Linked DNA regions of Homo sapiens: regions 1 and 3 are each linked to region 2. The links are chromatin loops, found by intact Hi-C in ENCODE. Cell type or tissue: breast epithelium. All regions are shown on one strand. Links, peaks and the distances in the headings refer to the core of each region. The heading gives the core; the rest is flanking DNA.

Region 1 (10,067 bases), core at 2,068-10,067, 180 kb before region 2:
GAACATTTTCAGACAAACCTTTCATTTCTTTGGGGTAGATAGCTGAGATTGGACACTCACCATATAATGCCATTCTGGGTCATATGGCAAGGGTGTGTTTCACTTTTAAAGAAAACGCCCCCTATTTAAAGATCTACACTAGGCTGGGCGCAGTGGCTCACGCCTGTAATCCTAGCACTTTGGGAGGCCGAGGCAGATGGATCACCTGAAGTCAGGAGTTTGAGACCAGCCTGGCCAACATGGTAAAACCCCGTCTCTACTAAAAATACAAAGATTAGCCGGGCATGGTGGCGCATGCCTGTAATCCCAGCTTCTTCAGAGGCTGAGGCACAGGAATTGCTTGAACCTAGGAGGCACAGGTTGCAATGAGCTGAGATTGCACCACTGCACTCCAACCTGGGCGACAGAGCAAGACTCTCAAAATACATAAATAAATAAATATCTACACTACACGACAAATACATAGATTTTGTGTGTGTGTGTGACGGAGTCTTGCTCTGTCACCTAGGCTGATTTTTTAAAAAAAATAAAATGCCAAACTGTTTTCCAAAATGACTATATGATTTTTGCAACCCTACCAGCCATCTGTGAGGGTTCCAGATGCTTTCTATCTTCACTAAAACTTGGTCTTATGGGCCTTAAATCTGATTTTTTCAGGTTTTTGTTTTCGTTTTTATAGAGTCAGGGTCTCTCTGTCAGCAAGGCTAGGGTGCAGTGGCATGATCATAGCTCGCTGTAAACTTGAACTCCCGGGCTCAAGGAATCCTCCCACTTCAGCCTCCTGAGTAGCTAGCAAAACAGGCATTTTTAAAAATTCTGTAGCCAGGCGTGGTGGTTCATGCCTGTAATCCCAGCACTTTGGGAGGCTGAGGCAGGCAGATCACGAGGTCAAGAGATCAAGACCATCCTGGCCAACATGGTGAAACCCTGTCTCTACTAAAAATACAAAAATTAGCTGGGCGTGGTGGTGTGCACCTGTAGTCCCAGCTACTCTGGAGGCTGAGGCAGGAGAATTGCTTGAACCCACGAGGTGGAGGTTGCAGTGAGCTGAGATTGCACAACTGCACTCCAGCCTGGCAACAGAGCGAGACTCTGACTCAAAAAAAAAAAAAAAAAAAAAGAAAAGAAAAAAAACTGTAGAGATGGGATCTCATTATGTTGCCCAGGCTAATCTCAAAATCCTGGGCTCAAGCTATCCTCTTGTCTGAGCCTCCCAAATTGCTAGGATTACAGGTGTGAGCCATCACACCTGACCCTGATTTTTTTAAATGCATGTTTAGTGGCACCTCATTGCAATTGGTTCCTTGGACTTTTAGCCTCTGCTTTTGACTATCTCTCTCTCTGTGTCTCTATCTCTCTATATTTACTATATATGTAACATTTCCTCACACACAGAGAAATGTGCTCCCGAGATGACTCTTCTTTTCCTTTCACTTCTTTTTCTTGAGACAGAGTCTCCCTTTATTACCCAGGCTGCAGTGCAGTGGCACGATCATAGCTCACTGCAGCCTTGACTTCCTGGGCTCAGGCAATCCTCCCACCTCAGCCTCCTAAGTAGCTGCAACTAAAGGCGTGCAACACCAGCCTAGCGAATTAAAAAAAAAAAAAAATCTGTAGAGATAGGGTCTCACTATGTTACCCAGGCTGGTCTCGAACTCCTGAGCTCAAGTGATCCTTCTGCCTCAGCCTCCCAAAGTGCTGGGATTACAGGTGTGAGCCACCATGCCTGCCCTTCATTTCACATTTTTATGATTCCCTCAGTCATCATCGATGCCAAGACCTCTGAACCATAGCACAGTAAATGGTGGAATCCATGGGCATGTTCCCCCCAGTAGTCATGGACAGCAGCCCAGGGATTTGGAAGAAGTTGACCTGTTAATGTAAAGGAGCTTTGTCACTGGACTCTGAGCTGGGAGGAGCTGGGGACCTCTTAGCACCCACAACCCAGGTATTAATTAGGACATGAGAATTAAGGGCAGAGTTAGCATCTACCAAGGCAGGAGGCTGGGAGGATGGCTGGGGCCACAGTGAGTTGGATGGGAGACATTGAATCAACAACAGGCCATGCTGTTGGGTGGAGGTCGAGAGCAACTTCTGGTGGAGACTGGAAGGAGAGAAACTGGAGACAGCAAAGGTGGATGACTAGCTTTCCTAGAAATAAGAACAGAAGGGCCAGGCATGGTGGCTCACGCCTGTAATCCTGGCACTTTGGGAGGTGGAGGGAGGAGGATTTCTTGAGCCCAGGAGTTCGAGACCAGCCTGGTCAACATAGGGAGATCCCATCTCTACAAAAAACATACAAAAAGTAAAAAAATAACCAGGCATGACGGCACACATGCACCTGTAGTCGCAGCTACTTGGGAGGCCAAGGTGGGAGGATCACTTAAACCCAGGAGATTGAGGCTGCAGTGAGCCAAGATCATGCCACTATACTCTACCCTGGGTGACAGAGTGAGACCCTGTCTCCAAAAAAACAAAAAAGAAGAGGAAGAAAGAAAGAGAGGAAGGAAGGAAGGAAGTGGGGGGGAGGGAAAGAAAGCAAGAAAGAAAGAAAGAAGAAAGAGAAAGAAAAGAAAGAGAGACAAAGAAAAGAGAGGAAATAAAAAGAAAGAAAGAAAGAAAAGAAAGAAAAAGAAAGAGAGAAAGAAAGAAAGAGAAAGAAAGAGGAAGGAAGGAAGGAAGGGGAAAAACAGAAGAATGGAGCAATAGCTAGAGGGCAAAGTGGGTCAAGGCAGGCTTTGATGGTGGCATTTACACAGAAGCTGTGTTTGCAGCTGATGGGAGGGATGCTGCTACCAAAGAGACAGCCCTGGGGACGTGGGAGGGGACCAGGGTCTAGTGTCCATGGGTAGGTCCCAGAGCTGGGACTAGAGCAAGACAAGCAAGTGTAAAATTTAGAAGGCATTCATTCTCAGGTGCCGACCCTCTACTGGTATGACCCCGGGGGTGAGTGACTCTTTAACTTTTATGCCCTGGGCGCCTTGCTGGCCTGTCTCACCCTAGTCCTGGCCCTGGTAGGCCCATCCACAATGCTAGGAGGGAAGGCAGACCTAGCTGCAGGGAGTTGGGAAACGTGGCCTTGGGAGCAGATGGAGAGCTCTCCTGGCAGCATCTATACCCGAAGATGGAAGGTAAGATTGTGGGCGGAGAAGAGATCCAGGTGCCTTGATGTGAGTGTTGAAGGTGGAAAGCATGCCAGAGCCAGGTGCTAAAATCTTCAGCAAATGATCAAGGGGGTGTGGCTGGGGGGTGGCAGGGCTGTGATGGCAACAAGAAGAGGAAGGTGGAATAGGGAAGGACAAAGTCTGGAGGCAGCTCTGAAAAGGAGACCCCACCCCAGGCTGCCGGGGAAGATTCAGGAAGCTGCAATGGTTTTTTATGAATTTTTTTTTAGAGAGAGAGTCTTGCTATGTTGCCCAAGCTGGCCTCAAGCTCCTGGGCTGAAGCAATCCTCCTGCCTCAGCCGCCTGAGTAGCTGGGACTACAGACTTGTGCCACAATGCCCAGCTGGCACTAGTTATTTTTGGCAGAAGGGAAGTTTCATCCTAAAGCCTGTCTCTTCAGCTCTGGGTGCCAGCTGGAGCCCCGGAAGAGGATCTGGCATCGTGTTTAGGCACAACCCTCACTCTGTCTTTCACTGGGCCAGCAAATATCTATCCATCCTCCCACCGCCTACTCCCAGCCAGCCATGTTCCTGACACTGAGGCCCAGAAGTGAGTCCTGCCCTCCCTGGGGGTGGGAGCCTCCTAAGCCAGCAGAGAGACAGATGCCCTGCAGATCCCCGCCCCGGTCAAGAGCAGGCTTCCATCAGTTCTGGTTCCCAGACTCTCCTCTCCTCAGGCTTCCATGAGTTCTGGTTCCAAGCCCCTCCCCTCCTCTCCCCTCCCCTCCCTCCCTCCCTCCCTCTCTCTCTTTCTTTCTCTCTCTATTTTTCTTTTTTCTCTTTTTGTTTCTTTCTCTTTTTCTGTCTCTTTTTCTTTCTCTCTCTCCTTTCTCTCTCTCCTTCTTTCTCTCTCTCCTTTCTTTCTTCTCTCTCTCTCTTTCTCTCTTTCTTTGTCTTGCTCTATAGCCTAGCCTAGAGTGCAGTGGCATTATCACAGCTCACTGCAGTCTCGACAACCTGGGCTCAAGTGATCCTCTCACCTCAGCCTCCCAAGTAGCTGGGACCACAGGCATGCACCATCACACCTGGCTAATTTTTTTTATTTTTTCTAGAGACGTGTCTCCCTGTGTTGCCCAGGCTGGTCTCAAACTCCTGGGCTCAAGCGATCTTCCTGCCCCATCCTCCTAAAGCACTGGGATTACAGGTATGAGCCACCACACCCAGTCCCAAGCCTCATGTTTTCACACACACACTCACACACACATGCAAACATGTACCCTCACTTCAATGCTATGAGGTGGGTCCTATTATCATCACTGTTTTATTTTCTTTCACATTTTAACATGAGATTTGGAGGGGACAAAACATCCAAACCATATCAAGCCCTCACCTCAGGCTGGGTTGCCCACTCGGAGTGGCACCCCAGGGTCACTGGCCACCACTTCCTAGGGTCAGTGATGTGGTCACCTTGGGATGAACGCACAGGATTTCATGGAGATCACCAAGTCAGGAGAGCTGGAATTTGAAAACAGTGGGACGGGGAGGGCTGTCATATCAACCAGGCCTCTGCAGGGCACTCATCTAGCCCTGCCTCTGGCTCAGCCTGAGCATGGGGCTGGCCACCAGCTAGGTGGCGCTGTCCTTGGAGGTTCTATATCACAGCCCTTTAGAGATCGGTGGTGCTGAAGGGCAGGGATCTTATTCCACCTTCTGAAGCTTCTGTCGAACCAGTTGTAAGGAGAATGGAGAGAGCAGTGAGAGTGGAGTCCGGGGTCCTGGTCGGGGTGGTCTGTCTGCTCCTGGCATGCCCTGCCACAGCCACTGGTAAGACACACCTGCTGGGCCTGCAGAGGTACTTGGTGTGGAGGAGTCAAGAGTGAGACAGGGACAGGGAGCAGTGGGCCGACCGCTCAGGAAACAGTCCTGTTTGGAGGCAGACCAGGGGTTGTGCATTCTCTCTGGGCAGGCGCTCTGCTCTTGCTGTATTTGTTTCGTTGTTTTTGTTGTTGTTGTTTGAGACAGAGTTTTGCTCTTGTTACCCAGGCTGGAGTGCAATGGCGCGATCTCGGCTCACTGCAACCTCCGCCTCCTGGATTCAAGCGATTCTCCTGCCTCAGCCTCCTGAGTAGCTGGGATTACAGGCACCTGCCACCATGGCCGGCTAATTTTTGTATTTTTAGGAGAGATGGGGTTTCACCATGTGGGCCAGGCTGGTCTCAAACTCCTGACCTCAGGTGACCCACCTGCCTCGGCCTCCCAAAGTGCTGGGATTACAGGCGTGAGCCACCGCACCTGGCCTGTCTTTATGTCTTAAGGGGGCCTGAGATTTGTTTTAATGAAGTATAGTAAGACAAGCAGATATGCAAATGACTATCATGAGGGAAGGAGTTTGCTCGTAGTTCCCTGTGAACAGGAAGCAGGCCATGCCACATAGGGCCACAGAGGGAAGCACCAGGTGGCATCAGCCAGGAGGCAGAGGGAGCAGGGGGAAAATGTGGGCAAGCCCCTTTGACACGGTTGCCACGGGAAGGAATAGGCAAGGCAGGCTAAAGAGGTTTACGATTGGCAGCAGGCTCTGGGGAAAGGGGCTGTCCCCAGCCAGCTTCCTGGTACCCGGCTCTGTGGTGATTATGGCTGGTGGATGGCAGCCAGGAGCTGAGAGCTGTATAAAGGAGGTGGTTGGGTATGGCTCTGGACTGGTTTGCCTTTGCTCCCTAGAGAGATGCCTGCCAATTCCACCTCCCCAGAGAGCTGCCTCCTATCTCTAGGAATTGTCTAGCCTGGGAGAGGCAGTCCTCCAGTCTTAGTCTGTTTGTGTTGTTGTAAAAGAATACAGGAAGCTGGGTAATTCACAAAGAAAAGAAGTTTAGTTAGGCCACAGTTCTGCAGGCCGTACAAGAAACATGGTGCCAGCTGGGCATGATGGCTCACACCTGTCGTCCCAGCACTTGGGGAGGCTGAGGTGAAAGGATTGCTTGAGCCCAGGGGTTTGAGACCAGCCTGGGCAACATAATGAGACCCCATCTCTACTTTTTAAAAAATAATTCAGGGCTGGGCATGATGGCTCATGCCTGTAATGCCAGCACTTTGGGAGCCCCAGGTGGATGGATTACTTGAGGTCAGGAGTTCGAGACCAGCCTGGCCAACATGATGAAACCCCGTCTCTACTAAAAATACAAAAATTAGCCAGGCGTTGTGGTGCACACCTGTAATCCCAGCTACTTGGGAGGCTGAGGCCCTGGAGTCGCTTGAACTCGGGAGTCAGAGGTTGCAGTGAGCCAAGATCGTGCCACTGCACTCCAGCTTGGTCAACAGAGCTAGACCCTGTCTCAAACACAAAAAATAAAAACAAAGAAATGGGCAAGTGGCTGGCCCCAAGGCACAAGGCCCTAGTGGCAGGCCCGGTCTGGCCTGGAGTGGAGTGGTAGTGACTCTCAGGCAGGCAGGGAGGAGGAAGTTGGGCGTCAACCTAAGACCAGGCTCACCGGCTTGCTGGGAAGGTTACCAAGATGCTGTGTGGTAAGTACTGAGAACAGCCTGAGGGTTTGTCTTTCACTCCTTCCCCTCATGGGGGCTGCAAACTCACCCCGTGGCCTTTCTGTCCTTCCCTCAGGGCCCGAAGTTGCTCAGCCTGAAGTAGACACCACCCTGGGTCGTGTGCGAGGCCGGCAGGTGGGCGTGAAGGGCACAGACCGCCTTGTGAATGTCTTTCTGGGCATTCCATTTGCCCAGCCGCCACTGGGCCCTGACCGGTTCTCAGCCCCACACCCAGCACAGCCCTGGGAGGGTGTGCGGGATGCCAGCACTGCGCCCCCAATGTGAGTAGTGCTGGTGGAGGCGGGCAAACAGGCAGGTTGCAGGAGAATCCTGCTGCTGGGGCTTGTGGGGCTGAACAGCTGGACCTCAGGCCCACCCTTGGCCACAGGTGCCTACAAGACGTGGAGAGCATGAACAGCAGCAGATTTGTCCTCAACGGAAAACAGCAGATCTTCTCCGTTTCAGAGGACTGCCTGGTCCTCAACGTCTATAGCCCAGCTGAGGTCCCCGCAGGGTCCGGTAGGCCGGTAGGCACCCCAGAGGGCCCTGTCCACCTGATCCAGCTCCACTATGCCTACCTGTCCCCTCCCCGTCCCTGTTTCCAAAGCACCCTAGCGGTCCTGAGACTGCCTGGGCTGGCAGGTGGGCAGCTAAGGTCTCAGGAGCTTGGGGGTCAGTGCCCCATGGCCACCTCTGCAGGTCATGGTATGGGTCCATGGAGGCGCTCTGATAACTGGCGCTGCCACCTCCTACGATGGATCAGCTCTGGCTGCCTATGGGGATGTGGTCGTGGTTACAGTCCAGTACCGCCTTGGGGTCCTTGGCTTCTTCAGGTGAGACGACAGGCATGGCCAGAGCACTGCCTGCACCGGGGAGAGGCCAGCTCACCAGAGCAACTGGGGATCTAGGTTGGGGTCCGGAACCTGAAGGGAGGGCCCCTTACCCATGATGTCTGAGGCAGAGAAGGGCACCCCCCAAGCCTCCACCCTGGGAGAGGGGTCCAGCCAAAGCCAGAATTATACAGTGAACTTGGTCCCTTGGGCAGAGGGCATTGATTCCTGGGCTGAAGCCCAGGTTCCAGCAGGATATGGGACAAAGAGCAACAGGCTGTGGAGATGCCAACCACGGCTCCCAGACAGGCCAGACCTGGGGAGCAGAGAAGGGTCTGGCATCCTGGTGGCTAATTCAAAGCAAACCTGCAGAGGCTGGCGAGGAGCCAGGCTGAACTAACCGTTGCCCCAACACTGCCCCCAGCACTGGAGATGAGCATGCACCTGGCAACCAGGGCTTCCTAGATGTGGTAGCTGCTTTGCGCTGGGTGCAAGAAAACATCGCCCCCTTCGGGGGTGACCTCAACTGTGTCACTGTCTTTGGTGGATCTGCCGGTGGGAGCATCATCTCTGGCCTGGTAAGTCACTATAGGGGGCTAGTGATGGTGGCCAGGAGGGCTCCGGTGGTCTCAGAACTCCCAGCTCCTCTGCCCTCCTCTGACAGCCACCTCCTCTCTCCAATGCACCCAGGTCCTGTCCCCAGTGGCTGCAGGGCTGTTCCACAGAGCCATCACACAGAGTGGGGTCATCACCACCCCAGGGATCATCGACTCTCACCCTTGGCCCCTAGCTCAGGTCTGTATTTCCTTCCCTCTCTTACTCTATGTGTGCCTCCCATACCCCACTCTGTGCTGGCCCTGGGGTCTCAGAGTAGCGGGGTTTGCTGGCAGGGAGCTCCCTGTTAGCAAAGAGAAGCCCAATAAGACGAAGGAGCATCAGAGGAAACAACTGCTGCATTCCAGCATATTGGCACTCAGGGAGGGCTTCCTGAAGGAAGCCACCCTGAAGCATATCATTGTTGGCCCTTTCTCCAGGGTGGGGTCTTCAGGAGCACCCCTCTCTGCCCCAGGCAGCATGGTGGAGGGGGTCTCCATTGCCAGCCACCTGCTGCCTGCGAGCTCTCCATTCAGGCTCCAGATCCCCACCCTAGATCCTCATTGTAAGGCCTTGTGAAGAAAATCCAGGGGAAGCCACAGTGGGAACTGCATCTGCAAAGGCTGCAGGTGTGGGAGAGAGTGACAGGTCCTGCAGGAGCAAGCTCGCAGGTTAGGGAACAGGGCAGGAAGTGAAGGTGCTGGAGAAGTGGGGGCCATGCCTGGGAATCTGGACTTTCTCCAGAGGGCAGGAAGAAGTTGGGCAATGACAAGGTTGAGCTACCTGGAGTAGAAGGTGGGTTGGAGGGAGCCGTCCTGAAGATCAAGACACCAGTGAAATGACCAGGGCAGAGTCCAGGAGAAAGAGACAGGATGGAATAGGGATAGAGCCATCGGGGAGAGAGGGGGCAAATGTGAGCAGGATTTGGAAGACTGGGTCAATTCCCTCACCTGGCCCCAGATGGTGGCCAAGGCAGTGTGGGCTGGGCATTTTAACCACTGTGTACAAGATGATTCTGGAACCTCTGCGTGGGCATGTTGACTCTTGTATGGACAACAGCATCCTCCTCTCAACCTCCCCATCCCATCCTCTCCCCATGGCCAGGAGAGATTTTCTCAACCACAGACTTGAGGTCATTCCCTGTCTCTCCTGTGTCCAAAGAAAAACACAGCTCAAGGCTGAGGTTGGCGGATCACAAAGTCAGGAGATCAAGGTGATCCTGGCTAACATGGTGAAACCCCATCTCTACTAAAAATACAAAAAATTAGCCGGGCATGGTGGCAGGTGCCTGTAGTCCCAGCTACTCAGGAGGCTGAGGCAGAAGAATGGTGTGAACCCGGGACGCAGAGCTTGCGGTGAGCCAAGATCATGCCACTGCACTCCAGCCTGGGCGACAGAGCGAGAGTCTGTCTCAAAAAAATAATAATAAAAGATAATGACACTATTCTTAGAGGGCAATGAGGACTCAGTGCCCCCATTCCCCCAGATAATAAAATTATGGTATAATAGGGGACGCAAGGGGGCCCTTGGGACCACCCAAGCTGACGGGCAGGGCAGGCTTCTCAGGAGTGGTGACAAGTCTGTGACCAGTCTCGAGGCCGATCTGTGACATCACATCCAGCTGTCCTACAGATGCACCCTCTCTGTGGGAGGCAGAAGGCTGCAAGGTGGGGCTGAGTGGCTGAGAGGGAGGCATGACTCTTTCATTTGTCCCCAGAAAATCGCAAACACCTTGGCCTGCAGCTCCAGCTCCCCGGCTGAGATGGTGCAGTGCCTTCAGCAGAAAGAAGGAGAAGAGCTGGTCCTTAGCAAGAAGCTGGTATGGCCACCCTTTTGGGGATGGTGCCGGGCAATGGCACAGAGGGGGTTCTATCCATCCCCTGCAGGAGCAGAGGGGCAGTCTACCCCCAGGTGGGGCTGGGGACAGCAGCTCATGAGGGGAAGGGGCTGAGGGCTTGGAGACAGAAATGGAGGGCCATCTCCATCCCCACAGCAGGCCTGTC
Region 2 (10,080 bases), core at 1,062-9,061:
TTGAGACTGTCTCAGTCTGTCACCCAGGCTAGAGTGCAGTGGTGTGATCTTGGCTCACTGCAACCTCTGCCTCCTGGGCTCAAGTGATCCTCCCACCTCACCCTTCCAAGTAGATGGGACTACAGACACCCACCACCATGCCCAGCTAATTTTTGTATGTTTTTGTAGAGACGGAGTATCACCATGTTGCCCAGGCTGGTGTCAAACTCTGAGCTCAAACAACCCATCCGCCTTGGCCTCCCAAAGTGCTGGGATTATAGGCGTGAGCCACCACGTCTGGCCAGAAACTGCACTGTTTTTGTTCACTTTTGTTTCTTCAACATCTAGCACAATGTCCTAGCCCATGGTAGGCAATAAAGTAGTGAATGAATAAGTGAATGAAGTATCCAGAGCTTCATGTCACATGTGGGGGATTGAATAAGTCCCTGGCATTATTTTGAATAGCGATCTCTTGTACAGTCTTAAGCCCTGGTGACCTGATGTTTCTGATTGCATGCAGTCTTGCCCCTTGCCAGACCTAATAATGTAGCATGCAGCCAGTAGCTTCTCTGGGGCCCCCAGAGAGGGTCTCTGGTCCTAACCATAACCTGACAACCTCTCTGTCTTGTTTTTTGCAGGTTGTGGACCTGGCCTATTAGCAGATGCCAAGATGCGGGTATTTGAACGTTCAGTGTATTTTGGTGATTCCTGCCAAGATGTTCTTAGCATGCTTGGCTCTCCACACAAAGTCTTCTATAAATCAGAAGACAAGGTAGGGGAATTATGTTGCAGTCTCCTCCTTTTTTTTAATCAACACTAATTTAATATTGAGTATAAACTGTTTGCTATTTTCCCATAGAACTTGTTCTAAGTAAAGCTAATGGTAAAGTAAATTGAAAACTGTTTTCTAACCCCTGTAGTCCAATTACCCTGACTCTGTCCCTCTCCATAGTGCCTACCTTTCCTTAGAGACCAAGACAGTCCCTAGTCAACGACAGCTGGCCCCCTCTCCTCCTAGATTGGTCAGCACCAGCAGCTGAGACTCCCCACTCTTGCTTGTTCCGCAGCTTAATGTTACACATGGAACACAATTTGTAGACTTTCAGTTAATCCAGAACTATATTAGAGGGATGGATTTTAATTTATGGTTATTTTTTCCCTACAGATGAAAATTCATTCTCCTTCCCCTCATAAACAAGTTCCATCGAAGTGTAATGACTACTTTTTTAACTACTTCACTCTTGGAGTGGTAAGTTGTGATTCCTCAGAGAAGCCCTTCATTTCTATTGGGGTGGGCAGTGCATCTTTGCAGATCTGTGTGTCCACATGCAGCTGGAACCATGCCTGGACATTGGGGAACCTAGCCCCAGCTGTCTTTGCCCAGGGTTGTTTTGCATAGGCTCTGGTACTCCAAAGTAGACCTTGCCTGCAACCAGGATTGCTCAGGAACACTAGGTTCCCTGGTACCTGTTGACTTCTTTTCTGAGGGAAACATGTTCCACAGATGGAGGCCTTGGAAATCATTCAGATTAAGCTGTTTGGAGAGCTGCCCTTTTGTAAAGCATAGGACCCTCTTCTTGAGTCACAAAATGGAGACTGAAAAGGATTGGAGACAGTGGGGTGTGCTTGTATATTTTTAGAGGACCACCCCAGAGGCATTGCTGTATCCCTGTGCTATGGACCCAGGGAGCTGGATATAGCTGGTAGCTGGCCAGTGCGGACAGTCCAGCTGGTGGGTGAGTTGCATACATGAGAAATTATTGTATAAACAGTGTTTCAGCAGGAAACATCTCAAGAGGGCAGGGCTGGCCTGGACCATGGGTCTTGTAACCTTTGAGCCTTCTACGGTCTGAGGTCCTGAGGTAGCAAACAGTAGATTTCACAGAGGGAGTGAGGAGAGACTGAGTCTGCCTAAGTGGGAAAGACCAAACACAGGAGCCAAGAGTAGTAGGGGAGCTGATGTCCGGTCATGAACTCCTGAGAGTAGGATGGCGGCAGGAGGGAACAGTGCTGTTGCAGCTGGACCTCTGGTTCAAGGGCCAGTGATGATAGTATCTCAAGAAACTTAGGGTGTTGCTTTTCCAGCTGGAAACTACTTTGGCCGGTGGCACCTTTGCCCCAATTTTTGCTTGCTCCCGCTGGGCTCATTCAGCTCACTCAGCCTGGCAGGCTGCGCTTAGCTCATGCTACCAGCCTGGATCCCATGCCTGCCAAGGGCAAGCCAGGCATGGAGTGGCAAGGGGTGTGTGAGCGAGTGAATGTGGCATCCGGCCACTGTGCCCAGCCAGGCATGCTGACTGCTGTGGTGGGGCAGGCAGCTCCAGGCGCCAGCATAGGCACCAGCTCCACGTAAGGGTGAGGCTAGATCACGTGTACCGCAAGCGGCTTCCATTGCGGGCACCCATGTCTGGACAAGGAGAATGCGGTGGCACCCGGAAGCTTGGGGACACCAAGAACCACACAGAGCCCCAAACAGGGTGTCACAGCTCTGGCTCGGGGAGCTCCTAGGTCTGGGCTTCCTGAAGGGCTGCAGCTCTTCTCTTCTTGTCACCCACAATGTGGAAAGCGGGGCAGGGCATTTCAGCCTTATTTGTGTTACACCTCTTTCAGTCCCACCATTCGGTGGGTCCCGAGTTCTTGTCCTGCGGCCAGGAAGAATGAGGTATGCAGACAGCTGGAGGGTGAGCAAAAAGGAGAGGAGCTTTATTGGGCAACAGAACAGTTCAGAGGAGACCCATGGTGGGTAGCTCTTTCTGCAGGCAGGTCATCCTGACGAGTATCCAGCTCTCAGCAGAGAGAAGACCCATAGTGGGTAGCTTCTTTCTGTAGGCAGGTCATCCTGAGGAGTCAAGGAGTCCTGAAGTGGGTAGCTTCTTCCCACAGTTGGTAGTATTGACATCTGTCCAAGTCTGGCTGAATCCAGGGTTTTTATGGGCTCAGAAGGGAGGAAGTGCATGCTGATTGGTCCATGAGCAGGCCCGGAAAAAGCACCATAAATTCTCACTCCACCCACAGACTACCCAGAGCTGGCAGCCCGGCCCCCAGGCCTCAGGCCATCCCAGGCTTGAAGGTGGGGTTTCACCTCAGACCAAGCCCTTTCTGCCCAGGAGCCCTTCTGCTTCCTACCACCATCAGCGTGCCATCCATGGTGCCCATGCTGTTCATGCCGAGGCGGCAGGGGGCTAGTGTGTCAGTGCTGCCCTGAGTGCGTGCACTCCCAACCAGGTCGTGACAGCGCCTGGGCTCAGCCACAACTTTGCCCCTCCCCAGAGCAGGCACCGGGAGTGGGGAGAGGCTAGGTAGTGGGAGCAGGCACTTTCAAGCCTGCCGGGGCAAGGGGCCTTCTGGGCCCCTGAGAGTGCAGGGATGCCAGGGTCTGGAGCTGCAGCTGGGAGGCTGCAGCTACACCCAGGAGCATGGGCTCCTGCCCTGCCAACTTAGTAGAGGCCAGGGCTCTCACCTGTTCCCAGTTCCCATAGGCTCTGCATAGTTCTATGGGAAAACAGAGGTCCCGGCCACACTTCCTCTGCTCCAGTCGGCATCCTTGCAGCGGCCACTCCAGATGGGCCATTGCTGCCATCAATAGGTGACAGGGAAGATGGAGAGAATGGACTGGCCTCAGTAGGACTTAGTTGGCTGTGGGTACAGGGGTAGAGTCAGAGGTTACCCTGAGGTCACGGGCCCAAGCAGCTGGATGGATATGAAGCTGGAAAGGGTAGGGGATAGGAGGGAAGTGTTCACTGGGTGGCATCAAATCCAGGTCCAAGTCCTAGAGAGAGGTCAGGCTGGAACTTCAGTTCCTGGGGTTGCTGACTCCCACAGAGGGTGTAATGGAAGCCAGGAGGGTCTGATGGATTGTGGAATTCAGAATAGTCAAGTGGCCTTCAGCCCCTCAAGAACCAGGTGACTTGGCCAGCATGGTGGCTCACGCCTGTAATCCCAGCACTTTGGGAGGCCAAGGTGGGTGGATCACCTGAGGTCAGGAGTTCGAGACCAACCTGACCAATATGGTGAAACCCCCATCTCCACTAAAATTACAAAAATTAGCCGGGCGTGGTGGTGTGCACCTGTATTCTCAACTCAAGGAATCCTCCTGCCTTGGCCTCCCAAAGTCCTGAGTCTGCATCCTCGGATTCTCTTGGCTCTGCTGCTTACCATCTGGGCACCACGCTAGGTGACTTACTGCACCTCCTGGGGCCTTGGTTTCCTCATCTGTAAAGAGGAACCTGCCTTGAAAGTTTGTAAAGCACCTTTATTCAGTAAATCTTTATTGAGTACCTACTGTGTGCCAGGCACTACTCTAGGAGTTCGGGATACAGCAGTGAAGAACACAGACGGACAACCCTGCCCTCACGGAGCTTATATTCAGAGGGAAGAAAGCCACTTAGCAGGACAAAGAGCTAAAATGGATAGTACAGTGTGTTGAGAGGTAACACACATGACAGAAAAGATAAGGTATGGGGCCAGGCACGGTGGCTCACACCTGTAATGCCAGCACTTTGGGAGGCCGAGGTGGGCGGATCACCTGAGGTCAGGAGTTTGAGACCAGGCTGGCCAACATGGTGAAACCCCGTCTCTACTAAAAATAAAAATAAATTAAAAAAAAAACAGCCAGGCGTGGTGGTGGGCGCCTGTAATCCCAGCTACTCGGGAGGCTGAGGCAGGAGAATTGCTTGAACCCAGGAGACAGAGGTTACAGTGAGCTGACACAGTGCCACTGCACTCCAGCCTCCATGACAGAGTGAGACTCCATCTCAAAAAAGAAGAAAGAAAATGTCTAAAAGCTGCTTGGCCTGTCCCCTGGACTGTTGTCTGGAAGAAAGGTGATGCCTGCAGGCATTCTTGCTGTGGAGTGCACTGGATGTCCCAAGTTGGACATGCCTTTGGAAAGGCCTCTGCCCTGCCTCAGTAACATTCCCTCCTTGAGTACCCTTGTTTTCTATCCCAGGACATCCTCTTTGATGCGAATACACACAAAGTGAAGAAGTTTGTTCTACACACCAATTACCCTGGGCATTATAATTTCAACATGTGAGTACACCTGTCTGTACCTCCCCTCTGTGAAGTGAGTTTTGGGCTGAAAACCCCAGGAAAGAGCTTTTGGCTTTGGGTGTTCACTAATTTATCTACACCTGAATTCTTGCTGTTTCATGGGAAGTGAATTTCCTGAGTGCTTGCTGTGTTCCTGGCACAGGGTCCAATGCCTTACATCTCTCTGTTTGAACCCATTTTACAAATAGGGAAATAAGTTCAGAAAGCTTGATGTCTTATCCAAGGTAATAGGCTCTCCAGAACCCAGGGCCAAGATCTTTTCTGTTCGACTTCCGTGCCTAAATCTGGCCTCCCCCAGTGAACACTGTCAGGCACTCAGAGCCAGGGCTTTGGGCAGGTGTGTTTGGTTCTGTTTCTCCTGGGGTGTGGGGTTGGAATATGGGAGTGGCCAGGCCTTCTAGGAGGCCCAGCCTTTACCCATTTGCCTTCTCTCTAGTTATCATCGCTGTGAGTTCAAGATCCCACTAGCCATAAAGAAAGGTGAGTAGTGAAAGCTCTCAGGGTAAGGGAGGGGTTTTAGAGTCTGTTTTCCACTATGAAAAGGGAGAAAGATCGAAGCAGTGGTTGGATGTGTGGAGCTTCTGCCCATGGCCTCAGTTCCTCTGGGGTGGGCTCATTGTTCTGGGGGCTGCAGTGTTCTTGGTCTGAGTCTCCTAGAGGCCCTTGAGGCCTCTTCCTATGACTGTGGGATTGCCGGCCTCTGGAGGGGAGAGTTTCTTATCTACAGATGATCATCCAGGGGGCCCCAGCCCATCCTTGTTGCCTGCCACCCACTGCCAATTGTTGTTGCTCACACCTGACTGACCTCCCTTCACCCCTCCATCCTCTTCCACCCTGGAACTCCAAAACAGCCTGTTAATCCTCCCCATGTACTCCAACCCCAGTGCAAAGGGACACCAGGTCTGGTTCCTACCTAGGGCTGGGGCCACAGGTAGGCTGGGCCAGCTACAAATCTGCCCCACTGTCTTCTCTTTTCAGAAAACGCAGATGGTCAGACAGAAACATGCACGACCTACAGCAAGGTGAGCACCTATCTTCCTACCTGGCATAGCCTGAGAATGAGGTGGACATGAGCCTGCAGGCAGTATGGGGCTGTGTCCTCTAGGCCAGCCATTGGTCACAGACATGTTCATGTCCCTACTAACCCCTGCTCCCCTCTATCCCTCTTGCAGTGGGACAACATCCAGGAGCTCCTGGGCCACCCTGTGGAGAAGCCTGTTGTCCTGCACAGGTGAGTGGGAGTTTGATGTCCCCGGCCACCCCACCTGACTCCTCAGAGCCCAGAAAGCCCAGGGAAGCCTGGCACAGTGGATGTTGCTTAAAAATTACAGAAGTTTCTGATATTGCCACAAGCATACTTCCTGCCCCACTCTGCACATTAGGACTGAGTCAACTGTTCTGTGTGTTCATCTTTGATAGAGAGAATGTCCCCAGGGGTAGCTCCCCTCTCCCAAGCCTACCTCTAGGTATGGGGGCCTTCTCACCCTCAGTTATTCAATAAGGAAGGAGGGCTTGGCTGGCTGGCCTGGGCTCTTTTTCCCTTTGAGCTTTGAGCTGCTGCCTGCTGAAGTCCACAGCCCCGTTCCTGGTTGCCATGCTGCCTGAGATTCTCTCACTCAAGAGGGCCCTCTTGACTCCTCGCCACCCTAGTCCAGTTCCACAGTAACTTTTTTGTCCTGTTGGGCTCTGTATGTATAATTCTGAGTTGAGTGAGACCATCCCTACCCCTAGGATCTTGCAGGCCTGTGTGGGAAACAGACAGACACTCACAGCCATGAGAGACTACTGGCCAGTATCCCATACCCCAGAAAAGACTGGATCCCTTGCTTTAAGGCCGTGGCCTCTGTCTGCCTCTCTAATTCTGAATTCTTTGGCCTCAGGTCTTCCTCCCCAAACAACACCAACCCATTTGGTTCCACATTCTGCTTTGGTCTTCAGCGAATGATCTTTGAGGTAAGCTGTGGAAGCCCTAGAAATAAACTGCCTGGGGGGTTGCTGGTCATGGCAGGGCCAGGTGAATGATGGAGGGAAATTGGGGAGGGCATCACTGCCATAGTGGGCAGATTCATCCTTCTTCAGCAACCGTGTCTGCTGCATACCTGGCCTCCCCACACTTAACAATGAAGGTTCAGAAATGATGTTGAGAAATCTGGGGTCACAGAGGCCGAAGCAGTGGTCTGTGTCCAACAAGATGGGAGGTAACGGATCCCAAGTTTCTATCTGACAACATGATTATAGCAGGGAAGGGAACCACAGGGCAAGTGGGGCCCAGCAGAGGGTGTTGGGGGCCCTCCAGTGGCATGTGAACAAATGCATTGTAGGGGAGTGAGTGGCTCTGGAGGCCCTGCTGACTTGGGAGAACAGCAAGCTGCCCTTGTTTTCCCTGTGGATGCAGTATCTCCAGCAGACACTTAACAGTTCCAGAAGGACTGGACACGTGGCCATGGTAAAGGCTGTGTGTAACCATTGAGAAACAGGCAGATCTCAGGCAGAGGGGGGCCTTTAGCATGAACCAGGGGAGGTTGAGGAGTCGGGAAACCCAGCCATTAGGTGCAGGTATGTCACACAACCTCCAGCCCTCATGCACAGGATCTGCCTACATCCCTTTACCTCTCCCCCTTGACCCACTGTCCTCTTCTCACACCAGGTCATGCAGAACAACCACATTGCCTCGGTGACCCTGTATGGCCCCCCCAGGCCTGGTAGCCACCTGAGAACAGCGGAACTCCCCTAGGGACACCACCACCCATGCCCCTCTGTCCCGTGGAACTGTGCATCACATCCTGCTCAGTGGGCCTCTGTACCACCCTGTGGGTTTTCTTGGACACCTGGCCAGTGCTGAAGGGCTGTTGTGATGTTCTGAGGTTGGGCTCAGGCTGGGTGCTCTGCCATGGGCTGAGTGGCCCAGATATTCTTCTGTCCATCTTTGGCCTGCTGGTGCCAGCAGGGGACACAGACTGCAAAGAGAAGCACAAAGTTTGAGCCTTGATTCCTGGACCCAGGAGCTCTCAACTAACAAGGAGGCAGGAGAGGTCAACCCTTGTCCCATGCACATTGGGAAGACTTGGGGCTCTTTCTGTGACTGAGGACACAGGCACCCAGGATAAGGACAAGGTCCTGCCTTTGGCTCCACATTGCCACATGACCCTTAAGGCAAGCAGGTAGCGTGTCCATAGTACTTGGTTGCGACATTTGCACTACATCCACTTTAGTTACTTGATGAGCTGGCTGTGGCCAGGGTGGCCCACCTGCCCTTCCCTGTTCCTTTCTTGCACGCGCTCCCTGCCTGGGCACACCAAACTGGTTGAAACACAGCTTTCTACCATCCAGGTACATGCCCAGGCCTGGTTCTCACCCCTGTTGGAGTCAGCTTTCAAGATTGCCTGTGCCCCTGCTCTGCCCCATCCTGGCTGGCAGGGCTGCATGTTTCCATCCTGTTTGCCTCTTTTATTTAATGCCAAAGTTTTAGCCAAAGACATCTTCCTACTTTTGTTGTGTTTCAGCATTCTGTTCTGCACTGTGGGCTGGCTCTCTGCCCCAACCCTGGGCACTGGCCCCTGGCTGGGCCATTTCATGGCTCAAAGCCTCTGGGGGCTCAAGGAAGGCTGGGCTGCTCAGTCCCTTCATGGGTCTTGCTAATGGAAAGTAGCATATATGTGCTTTAAAAATATTAATCCTTTTGAAAAGAACTGAGAAGAAAAATGTATAATTTTATCCCATTTTTAATATTTTGGTCTAGCAACTTGTGATACATAGATGACAATTTTGTGAGTTTTTCAAATGTGTGTACAGATTTTTGTAAATATGACTCTTTTGTAATTAACTCATGTACAGCCTCATCCTGTATAGTTTAATGATGAATGTGCAGGGGACCTGTCTCAGGCTCCTATATGGTTCCTGGGCCTTATAGCCAGGTTTGTGTGGCGCTCCCGACTTTTGTGACTGACTGGTGTCTTCCCATTTGGACTGTGGCCTGGCCAGAGCCCCTTGCATATCCCCACTGTCAGGGGCAGCCAGGACTGTTCCCATCCTCCTGGAATGGGGGAACCTTCCTTATCCCCTGCCCACATCCCCTCTCCAATAAAGCACCTGTGCCCTCAGCAATGGCCTGCCATGTGCTGTTGCTGGGATGTTTGTATTAAGGTAAGTGTGGGTATTGGTTTTTTGAGCAAGGGGGTGGTTGAAGCATATGGGGAAATTAATAGTGGTGGCATCTCAGGGGAAGACATTCCTTGGCTCCTCTGAGGGGATACAGCCTCCAGTGGGAGACTGGCATTGTTGTGTGAGTTCAGGAGGTGAGGAAAGACTAGGTAGGACCGTGCACTCATTTGTCCCTTATGTGTGGCTCCATCCCTGGTGCTCAGCCACACCTGGGCCCAGGAGAGGTTGTGGGAAGCATAATATCTGTTTTCAGATGAGCTATGGCAAAGTGCCTGCCAGGTTCATGAATTCAGGCTGTGGCGGCCGGAGCCCCTCCACCTCCCTGTGGGGCCTGGCCTTGAGAGCCTCTGCATACGTCCGCGTCAGCCTAGGGGGTTCCAAATCCAGCAGAGTGGTAGGATTCCCTAAGTCCCTGCCACCACACCAGAACACACCTCTGTGCTACTAGGAGGACCAGACATATCCACTGCTCTGGGACCTGTTGGACAAGAGATGGTCATCTACCACCCAGCCTTGGCTCGCTCAAAGGGTCACCATTACACGGGTTTCAACTGGTTCCAGCAGGGTGGACCGCCAGGAGCCAAGCTTAACCCCCATCCCCTGGGATCCTGTGGAGACAGGCACCTGGTGATCAGGGAAGAACCACATACACGGCAATAATCTGGGAAACCGGCTCCATTCTGGGTCTGAGTTAGGAGCTTGGGGCTGTAGTGGGGAGCTAGGAGTCCCATTGGAAGGGGCCTGCAGCGACAGGCTGTGGATGCGCACAGGCTGGCCCATGCGGCCCGTGCAGCAGGCGCCACATAAGCCAGATGTCAGCGGCCGAGAGCCCGTGCACTACAACCAGCTCACGGTAAAAGCAGGGGTCGAAGGTGCTCAAATGCGGCG
Region 3 (8,000 bases), core at 1-8,000, 150 kb before region 2:
AGCCTGGAAGAGGAAGAAAAGAGTATCCACGGGAAGTCGGATTCAACTTGGCCTATTTCATATCTATGCCAAGAGCTGGCTATGGTGTAAGTTTGCTTGCATTGTGTATGTGTGCTTGTGTGTGCGTGTAATAAGTATGCTGTAGATAGATTTGTTGTCACCTATGTACAACTGCACTTGTACGCATATGTATGTATGTATATGGACATGCATTTTACTCTTCTGTTTCTGCATGTTTCTTGGAGTGTTTGTTTGTCTGTTTTGAGACGGAGTCTCACTTTGTCACCCAGGCTGGAGTGCAGTGGCAAAATCTCGGCTCACTGCAACCTCCGCCTCCCGGGTTCAAGCGATTCTCCTGCCTCAGCCTCCCGAGTAGCTGGGATTACAGGTGCCCGCCACCACGCCTGGCTAATTTTTGTATTTTTAGTAGAGACAGGGGTTTCACCATGTTGGCCAGGCTGGTCTCGAACTCCTGACCTCAAGTGATCTGCCCACCTCGGCCTCCCAAAGTGCTGGGATTATAGGCGTGAGCCACTGCGCCTGGCCTTTTTCTGCATGTTCCTTTGTAGATGAGCTGTGCTCACATGTACCTATATCATAAATTAGCATGTACATGTGAGTATTAGATGCGAGTATGCATATGAGTAAGAATGCATATATGCGTGTATGATTTCTTCCTAGAAACATGCTGGGCTAATGTTAACAACAAGAACAGAGGCGTAGGCCGGGCGCGGTGGCTCATGCCTGTAATCCCAGCAGTTTGGGAGGCTGAGGCGGGCAGATCACAAGTTCAGGAGATCAAGACCATTCTGGCTAACATGGTGAAACCGTGTCTCTACTAAAAATACAAAAAATTAGCCGGGCATGGTGGCGGGTGCCTGTAGTCCCAGCTACTCGGGAGGCTGAGGCAGGAGAATGGCATGAACCTGGGAGGTGGGGCTTGCAGTGAGCCGAGATCGTGCCACTGCACTCCAGCCTGGGCGACAGAGCAAGACTCCATCTCAAAAAAAGGACAGAGGTGTAGCTATATTAATATCAGACAAACAGAAATCAAAATGAATAATGCATTTATTGCCATTAAATGACGCAGAGAAATAGCCCATATAATAGACATAAATTTTTATTTATTTATTTATTTATTTATTTATTTATTTTTTGAGATGGAGTCTCACTCTGTTGCCCAGGCTGGAGTGCAGTGGCGCGATCTCGGCTCACTGCAACCTCCGCTCCTGGGTTCAAGCAATTCTCCTGCCTCAGCCTCCTGAGTAGCAGTATTACAGGTGTGTGTCACCACGCCCAGCTAATTTTTGTATTTTTAGTAGAGACGGGGTTTCACCATTCCTGACCTCGTGATCCACCCACCTTGGCCTCCTGAAGTGCTGGGATTACAGGCGTGAGCCACCGCGCGCAGCCGACATGAACTTTTATATGCTTACTGATAGGGATTTGAAATGTTAAATGAGGTCGGGCACGGTGGCTCATGCCTATAATCCCAGCACTTTGGGAGGCCAAGGCGGGCGGATCACGAGGTCAGGAGATAGAGACCATCCTGGCTAGTACGGTGAAACCCCATCTCTACTAAAAATACAAAATTAGCCAGGCATGGTGGTGCATGCCTATAATTCCAGCTACTCGGGAGGCCGAGGCAGGAGAATGGCTTGAACCCGGGAGGCAGAGGTTGCGGTGAGCCGAGATCACGCCATTGTACTCCAGCCTGGGCAAAAACAGCGAAACTCCATCTCAAAAAAAAAAAAAAATTAGCCAGGCGCGGTGCTGTGTGTCTGTAGTCCCAGCTACTCAGGAGGCTGGAGCAGGAGAATCACTTGAACCTGGAAGGTGGAGGTTGCAGTGAGCCAAGATTGGGCTATTGCACTCCAGCCTGGGCGATAGAGAAAGACCCCATCTAAATAAATAAATAAATAAATAAATGAGGGCCGGGCGTGGTGGCTCACACCTGTAATCCCAGCACTTTGGGAGGCCAAGGCGGGCAGATCACGAGGTCAGGAGATCGAGACCATCCTGGCTAGCATGGTGAAACACCGCCTCTACTAAAAATACAAAAATTAGCCGGGTGTGGTGGCGGGCGCCTGTGGTCCCAGCTGCTCTGGAGGTTGAGGCAGGAGAATGGCGTGAATCTGGGAGGCGGAGCTTGCAGTGAGCCGAGATTGCGCCACTGCACTCCAGCCTGGGCGACAGAGCAAGACTCCATCTCAAAAAATAAATAAATAAATAAATAAATAAATATAAATAAATAAACGAAACGTTAAAGGAGAGAAAAAATTCTGAGAGAAGCACAAGAAGAAGTGGACAGACACACAATGGTTATGATCAATTGTTATGAAAAGCAGCCACTGCTTCCCATGACAGATGGGCCAGGGTCCCATTTGTGGCTGAGTGGCTGCGCAGGGGTGACCCTTTTCCCCTCTCTTTCCAGGTGCCTTGGTCCCATTTGTGGCTGAGTGGCTGAGCCAGGGTCCCATTTGTGGCTGGGTGACTGAGCAGAGGTGACCCTTTTCCCTTCTCTTCCCAGGTGCCTTGCACACCAAGAGGCCTCAAGTGGTCACCAAATATGGAACCCTGCAAGGAAAACAGATGCATGTGGGGAAGACACCCATCCAAGTCTTTTTAGGAGTCCCCTTCTCCAGACCTCCTCTAGGTATCCTCAGGTTTGCACCTCCAGAACCCCCGGAGCCCTGGAAAGGAATCAGAGATGCTACCACCTACCCGCCTGGGTAAGAGTCAGAGGCCTGTCCACTGGGAGGGGGCAATGGGCCTATGCCTGCATCTGGGTGGGGCTTTGCACAGCTCACTGAGAAGAACTCACTGTGTGATCACAGGCAGGCCTGGGGCCCATTCTGGGCCTCAGTTTTCAGACCCGTATCATGAGCAAACTGGTCCTGATGGTGTTTACATCACTGACAATGCTGCTGTTGGTTTTTGTTTTTGTTTTTGTTTTTTTTAGATGGAGTCTCGCTCTGTCGCCAGGCTGGAGTGCAGTGGCACGATCTCGGCTCACTGCAACCTCCGCCTCCCGGGTTCAAGCGAGTCTCCTGCCTCAGCCTCTGAGTATCTGGGGCTACAGGTACGTGCCACCATGCACACCTAATTTTTGTATTTTTAGTAGAGACAGGGTTTCATTATGTTGGCCAGGATGGTCTCGATCTCTTGACCTCGTGATCCACATGCCTCGGCCTCCCAAAGTGCTGAGATTACAGGCATGAGCCACTGCGCCTAGACTTGTTGTTGGTTTCTTAGAGGAGAGCTCCAGGCAAGGGGGAGGCTGTCACCGACCGTGCTCCAGCACCTGCTGGGGAGCTGCGTTTTCCTAAATGTGTCTGAGGGGCAGTGTTCACTCTCACATCACCCCCCTGACCCAGTCCGGAGCTCTTCCCTCTCTCTGGGGGCTGAGCCCTGAGTCACAGAAGCATAATTAGAACAATGACTGCCCTTTGAAGCACTGGGCTTGGCGATTTACCCAGAACAAGTGTATTTACTGTTTATTCAGACTATTGAGTAATCCACTGTCCAGAACATTCTGTGGCAATCATTAACAATGCTCAGCATCAGTTGGTTAAAGCACAGGGTTTAGAAAAATGTCTGAGAACCTGGGTATCAGCTGATATAAAAAGATACAAATACCACCCCAGGTGTCTAGCTGTTAAAAACAGGTTGTTGGCTGGGCACAGTGGCTCACACTTGTAATACCAGAATTTTGATAGGCCAAGGCAGGAGGACTGCTTGAACCCAGGAGTTCAAGACCAGCCTGGGCAGCATGGCAAGACCCCATATCTACAGAAAATTTTAAAAAAATATCTGGGGGTGGTGGTGAGCACCTGTGGTCCCAGTTACTCTAAAGGCTGGGGTGGGAGGCTCACTTGATCAAAGCCCAAGGGATCATGGTTGTAGTAAGCCATGAGTGCACCACTGACTGCACTCCAGCCTGAGCCACAGAGTGAGACCCTGTCTCAAAAAAAAAAATAAAAGCAGGTTGTCCACTGTTAGAACATGACTAGCAGTTACTAAAATACCAGAACGTTCCTTGTCAGAACATTGGCTGTCACCGATAAGATCCCAGTTATCCTGAACATTCTGTGACTTATTTAGAATCCCAAAGATCAGGTGACAGAACATGGGATGGCCACTGTTAGAACCCTGGAGATCAGGGATTTAGAGGTTAGAGTGTTCACTGTATAGAAGTCTGGGCATCAGTTGTTAGAAACTGACCATGAGCTGTCAAAACAATGGCTGTTTGGAAACGGAGTGTCAGGTGTAAGAATTTGTGGATTGCTCAGAATAGCCCATGGGGTGGTGGTTGGGGTGGGCAGCGGGAGAGGAGGATGTTTCAAAGATAGTAGTTTCTGCCTGGGTAGTTACGGGGGAGGTGGAAGGAAGGTATCAGACTCCAAATTTATTTTGAAAGTAAAATTGGCAGGATTTGCTGGAGAATTGGATATAAGCCACAAGGAAAGAAGAGGAATCACTGATAATGACTAGTTTTTGGCCACAGTAGACAAGGAAATAGGGGTACCATTTATCAAAATGAGGAAAACTGGAGCAAGAGCAAGTTTGGGCAAAATAGGAATTCATTTTGAGCCAGGAGCAGTGGCTCATGCCTGTAATTCCAGCACTTTGGGAGGCCGAGGCAGGAAATCACTTGAGCTCAGGAGTTTGAGACCAGCTTGAGCAATGTAGTGAGACCCTGTCTCTACAAGAAATTTAAAAAATTAGCTGGGCGCAGTGCCGTGGTCCTAGCTACTTGGGAGGCTGAAGTAAGAGGATTGCTTGGGCTTGGGAGGTTATGATCGTGCCACTCACACTTAGCCTGAGAGACAGAGTGAGACCCTATCTAAAACACACACACACACACACACACACACACACACACACACACACACACACACAGTTCCTTTTGGGGCCTATTAAATTTGACGTGCTGACAGATGTTCCACGTGGAGGGGCGGTAAGGTGGCTGGAGAGAGAAGACAGAAGGCAAACTGATCATCAGCACATCAGTGGTGTGAAGCCCCTGGGCCTGGATGATGGGAGAAAGGATGGTCAGAAAAAAAAACAAAAACTGAGGGTCGAGGACTGGGCACTCTCATGCTTAGGCCTGGAGAGAAGGAGGAACCACCAATGAGGTGGCAGGAATATCAGGAGCACGGGGTGTTACAGAAGCCCAGAGAAGGAAAGCTGTTCGAGAAAGATAATCTGGCCGGGCGAGGTGGCTCTCACCTGTAATCCCAACACCTTGGGAGGCTGAGGTGGGAGGATCCCTTGAGGCTAGGAGTTCCATACCAACCTGGGCAACATAGTGAGACCCTGTCTCTACAAAAAAATTAAAAATTATCCGGTGTGATGGTGCGTGCTTGTAGTCCTAGCTACTTGGGAGGTTAAGGATCACTTGAGCCCAGGAGGTCAAGGCTGCAGTGAACTATGATCATGTCACTGCATTGCTGCCTGGGTGACCCTGTCTCTAAAGAAAGAGAGGAGGCTGGGCACCGTGGCTCATGCCTGTAATCCCAGCACTTTGGGAGGAAGAGGCGGGTGGATCACGAGGTCAGGAGTTCGAGACCAGCCTGACCAACATGGCGAAACCCCGTCTCTTCTAAAAATACAAAAATTAGCTAGGTGTCGTGGCATGTGCCTCAGGAGGCTGAGGCAGTGAGCTGATATCTCCCACCTGAACCCAGGAGGCAGAGGTTGCAGTCAGCCAAGATGGTGCCACTGCACTCCAGCCTGGCCGACAGAGCGAGACTCCATCTCAAACAAAAAAAAAAAAGAGAGGAGATAGAGCAAAGGGGAATATAATATGGTCAACCATGTTGAGGGCTGTCAGGGCAAGTAAGATAATGACAGAGATTTAGCAAGATGGATGTCACTGGTGACCATGGCAGGATGGCTCTGATGGTGGGATGGGCACAGAAGCCTTGGCTGTTCATAATCCCAGTTCCCAGCTATCAGAGCCCTGGCTTTCCTGGTGAGGTGCTAGGTGTGGTTTACTAGACAGCATTCTAATACCACATTAGCTGCTGCCAAAGGAGTGTTGGAATGCTGTAGGGAAGGACTGGTGAAAGGGAGCAGGTGATGCTCTGGGAACAGGCTAGGCTAGGACAAGAGCAGAAGGGAGCAGAGGAACAGGCGAGGCAAACAGGGTGTCCTGCGCCCAATCAAATGGTCCAGGCCCAGCTGTTATGAGAATAGCCACCTAGGGGTTGGGCCAGCAAGGAGAAAAGGTGAGGTGGCCGGAGAGCCCATGCTACAAAAATACCCCAAATATCCACACAGTATAAGGCACTGGGCTGGGTGCCAGTACTCAGATGAATCTACCTCTATTCCTGCCTTTGGGAAGTGCATGGTCACTTGGGGAGAAAAACAGCCAACTGAAATAACTCCAACCAGGACATGGTCAACAGCGGACAGGAGGCCAGGCATGGTGGCTCATGCCTATAATCCCAGCACTTTGGGAGGCCGAGGTGGGCAGATCACTTAAGGCCAGGAGTTCGAGACCAGCCTGGCCAACATGGTGAAACCCCGACTCTACTAAAAATACAAAAATTAGCTGGGTGTGATGGCGCGTGCCTGTAGTCCCAGCTACTTGCAAGATTGAGGTAGGAGAATTGCTTGAACCTAGAGGCAGAGGTAGCAGTGAGCCAAGATCGTGCCACTACACTCCAGCCTGGGCAACAGAGCAAGACTCTGTCTCAAAAAAATAAGTGGACAGGATGTCGGGAGGCACAGAAGAGGAAGTGACCAGGAGAGGAGACACCACTTAAGCTGGGCCTTAAACACGAATAGGAGTTTGCTGGGCAGGGCAGAAGGCATTTGCTTGAGAGGACTGAGGCCCACGGGCTTGGAGGTGGGAGGCAAGGGGCCACATGTATCTACAGCAAAGGGTGGCTGGGACAGAGATGACTGGATGGAAAGGAGGGCCTGGGTACTCCGCGTATCTTAACTTTATCCTGAGGGCAGTGGAGAGCCAGGGAAGATTTTTGTTGATTTGTTTGTTTTTATTGATATATCATAGTTGTACATATTAGGGAAGATATGAAGAAGAGGAGTGACATAGTCCGCCAGAGTGTGGCCGAGGAGTAGGAGGAGTGTGAAGAGGCTGGGGTACTGTCCAGACCAGAGACGGTGGTGGCCTTGACATCTCCCCAGAGATGGGGATGGAGGGGAGGGACCATATTCCAGAGCTGTTTGGGAGGCAGAAGGGAGACTGAGGGGAGGGTGGGGCATGAAAGACAGGGAGGTGCCCAGGGCAGGCAGGTTCCTGCCTTGACAGCACCAACAGGAGCAGGAATCTCTCCACGGACTGAGGCGCCGGGCAGGGAGGGGATGGTTCCTGAGAGGCCAACCTGCCTCCCAGTCCTGGGCCCCGGGGCTGGCGGAGGCCTCCTGTACACGCACACGCACGCACATGCGCACGCACACGCACGCGCACAGACGCTGCCTGGATTTTGCTTTGGGTTCCGTCTTCTCACTGCGGACCCTGGATTGAAACGATCTCCCCGCGGCCGCCGCCGCTACCTGGTGCCCGCAGGTGCCTGCAGGAGTCCTGGGGCCAGCTGGCCTCGATGTACGTCAGCACGCGGGAACGGTACAAGTGGCTGCGCTTCAGCGAGGACTGTCTGTACCTGAACGTGTACGCGCCGGCGCGCGCGCCCGGGGATCCCCAGCTGCCAGTGAGTGCCAGGTCTCCCGCGCCCGCGGTCCCACCGCCGCCCACCGCCCCGCTCAGATCCCGGCCTTCTTCGTCCAGGTGATGGTCTGGTTCCCGGGAGGCGCCTTCATCGTGGGCGCTGCTTCTTCGTACGAGGGCTCTGACTTGGCCGCCCGCGAGAAAGTGGTGCTGGTGTTTCTGCAGCACAGGCTCGGCATCTTCGGCTTCCTGAGGTGGCGGGGCCGGTACCCTTTGGGACCGCAGCTGTGGCCAGAGCGGCGGGGACTGGGTGGGAAGGGAGGGGCGGGGCCTGGGGCGGGGATGGGGGGGGTGGGGCCGC

What was found. Hi-C counts contacts between places; a loop is a spot of excess contacts. Peaks named below come from ENCODE experiments on the same cell type or tissue, not always from the same donor. Only the 100,000 strongest peaks of a DNase experiment are listed, where the experiment ranks them.
Region 1: it touches region 2 in a loop (2.4-fold over the local background); 104 of 110 quality-filtered maps call a loop at or near these places.
Region 3: a loop joins it to region 2, with 2.9 times the contacts of the local background. A loop is called at or near these places in 6 of 110 quality-filtered maps.

What each region holds. Positions count from the first base shown.
Region 1 is chr16:66,956,463-66,966,529 of GRCh38, forward strand. CES3 (carboxylesterase 3) reads left to right here and starts at 4,804. Exons shown (of 13, transcript NM_024922.6): 1 at 4,804-4,927; 2 at 6,717-6,921; 3 at 7,029-7,167; 4 at 7,340-7,473; 5 at 7,895-8,048; 6 at 8,161-8,265; 7 at 9,782-9,883. The coding sequence starts at 4,846. RefSeq lists enhancers at 1,225-1,274, 4,446-4,695, 4,500-5,001, 4,786-4,995, 7,276-8,193 and 1 more. In breast epithelium, for the core only: a CTCF peak has its summit at 6,543; DNase peaks (open chromatin) are centred at 3,481, 5,739 and 6,579; H3K27ac peaks cover 1,494 bases.
Region 2 is chr16:67,139,367-67,149,446 of GRCh38, forward strand. PHAF1 (phagophore assembly factor 1) reads left to right here. Exons shown (of 16, transcript NM_025187.5): 9 at 618-751; 10 at 1,145-1,228; 11 at 4,928-5,010; 12 at 5,468-5,511; 13 at 6,010-6,053; 14 at 6,204-6,262; 15 at 6,912-6,984; 16 at 7,679-9,178. The coding sequence ends at 7,765. B3GNT9 (UDP-GlcNAc:betaGal beta-1,3-N-acetylglucosaminyltransferase 9) reads right to left here. Exons shown (of 2, transcript NM_033309.3): 2 at 8,738-10,080. The coding sequence ends at 9,911. Among named protein-coding and RNA genes, the nearest start is that of B3GNT9, 6.6 kb to the right of the region's middle. In breast epithelium, for the core only: no CTCF peak of the experiment used is centred there; no DNase peak of the experiment used is centred there.
Region 3 is chr16:66,993,098-67,001,097 of GRCh38, forward strand. CES4A (carboxylesterase 4A) reads left to right here. Exons shown (of 14, transcript NM_001364782.1): 2 at 2,531-2,732; 3 at 7,541-7,682; 4 at 7,760-7,893. Among named protein-coding and RNA genes, the nearest start is that of CES4A, 8.5 kb to the left of the region's middle. RefSeq lists an enhancer at 7,909-8,000. In breast epithelium, for the core only: no CTCF peak of the experiment used is centred there; DNase peaks (open chromatin) are centred at 3,454, 7,644 and 7,871; H3K4me3 peaks cover 890 bases; H3K27ac peaks cover 1,697 bases.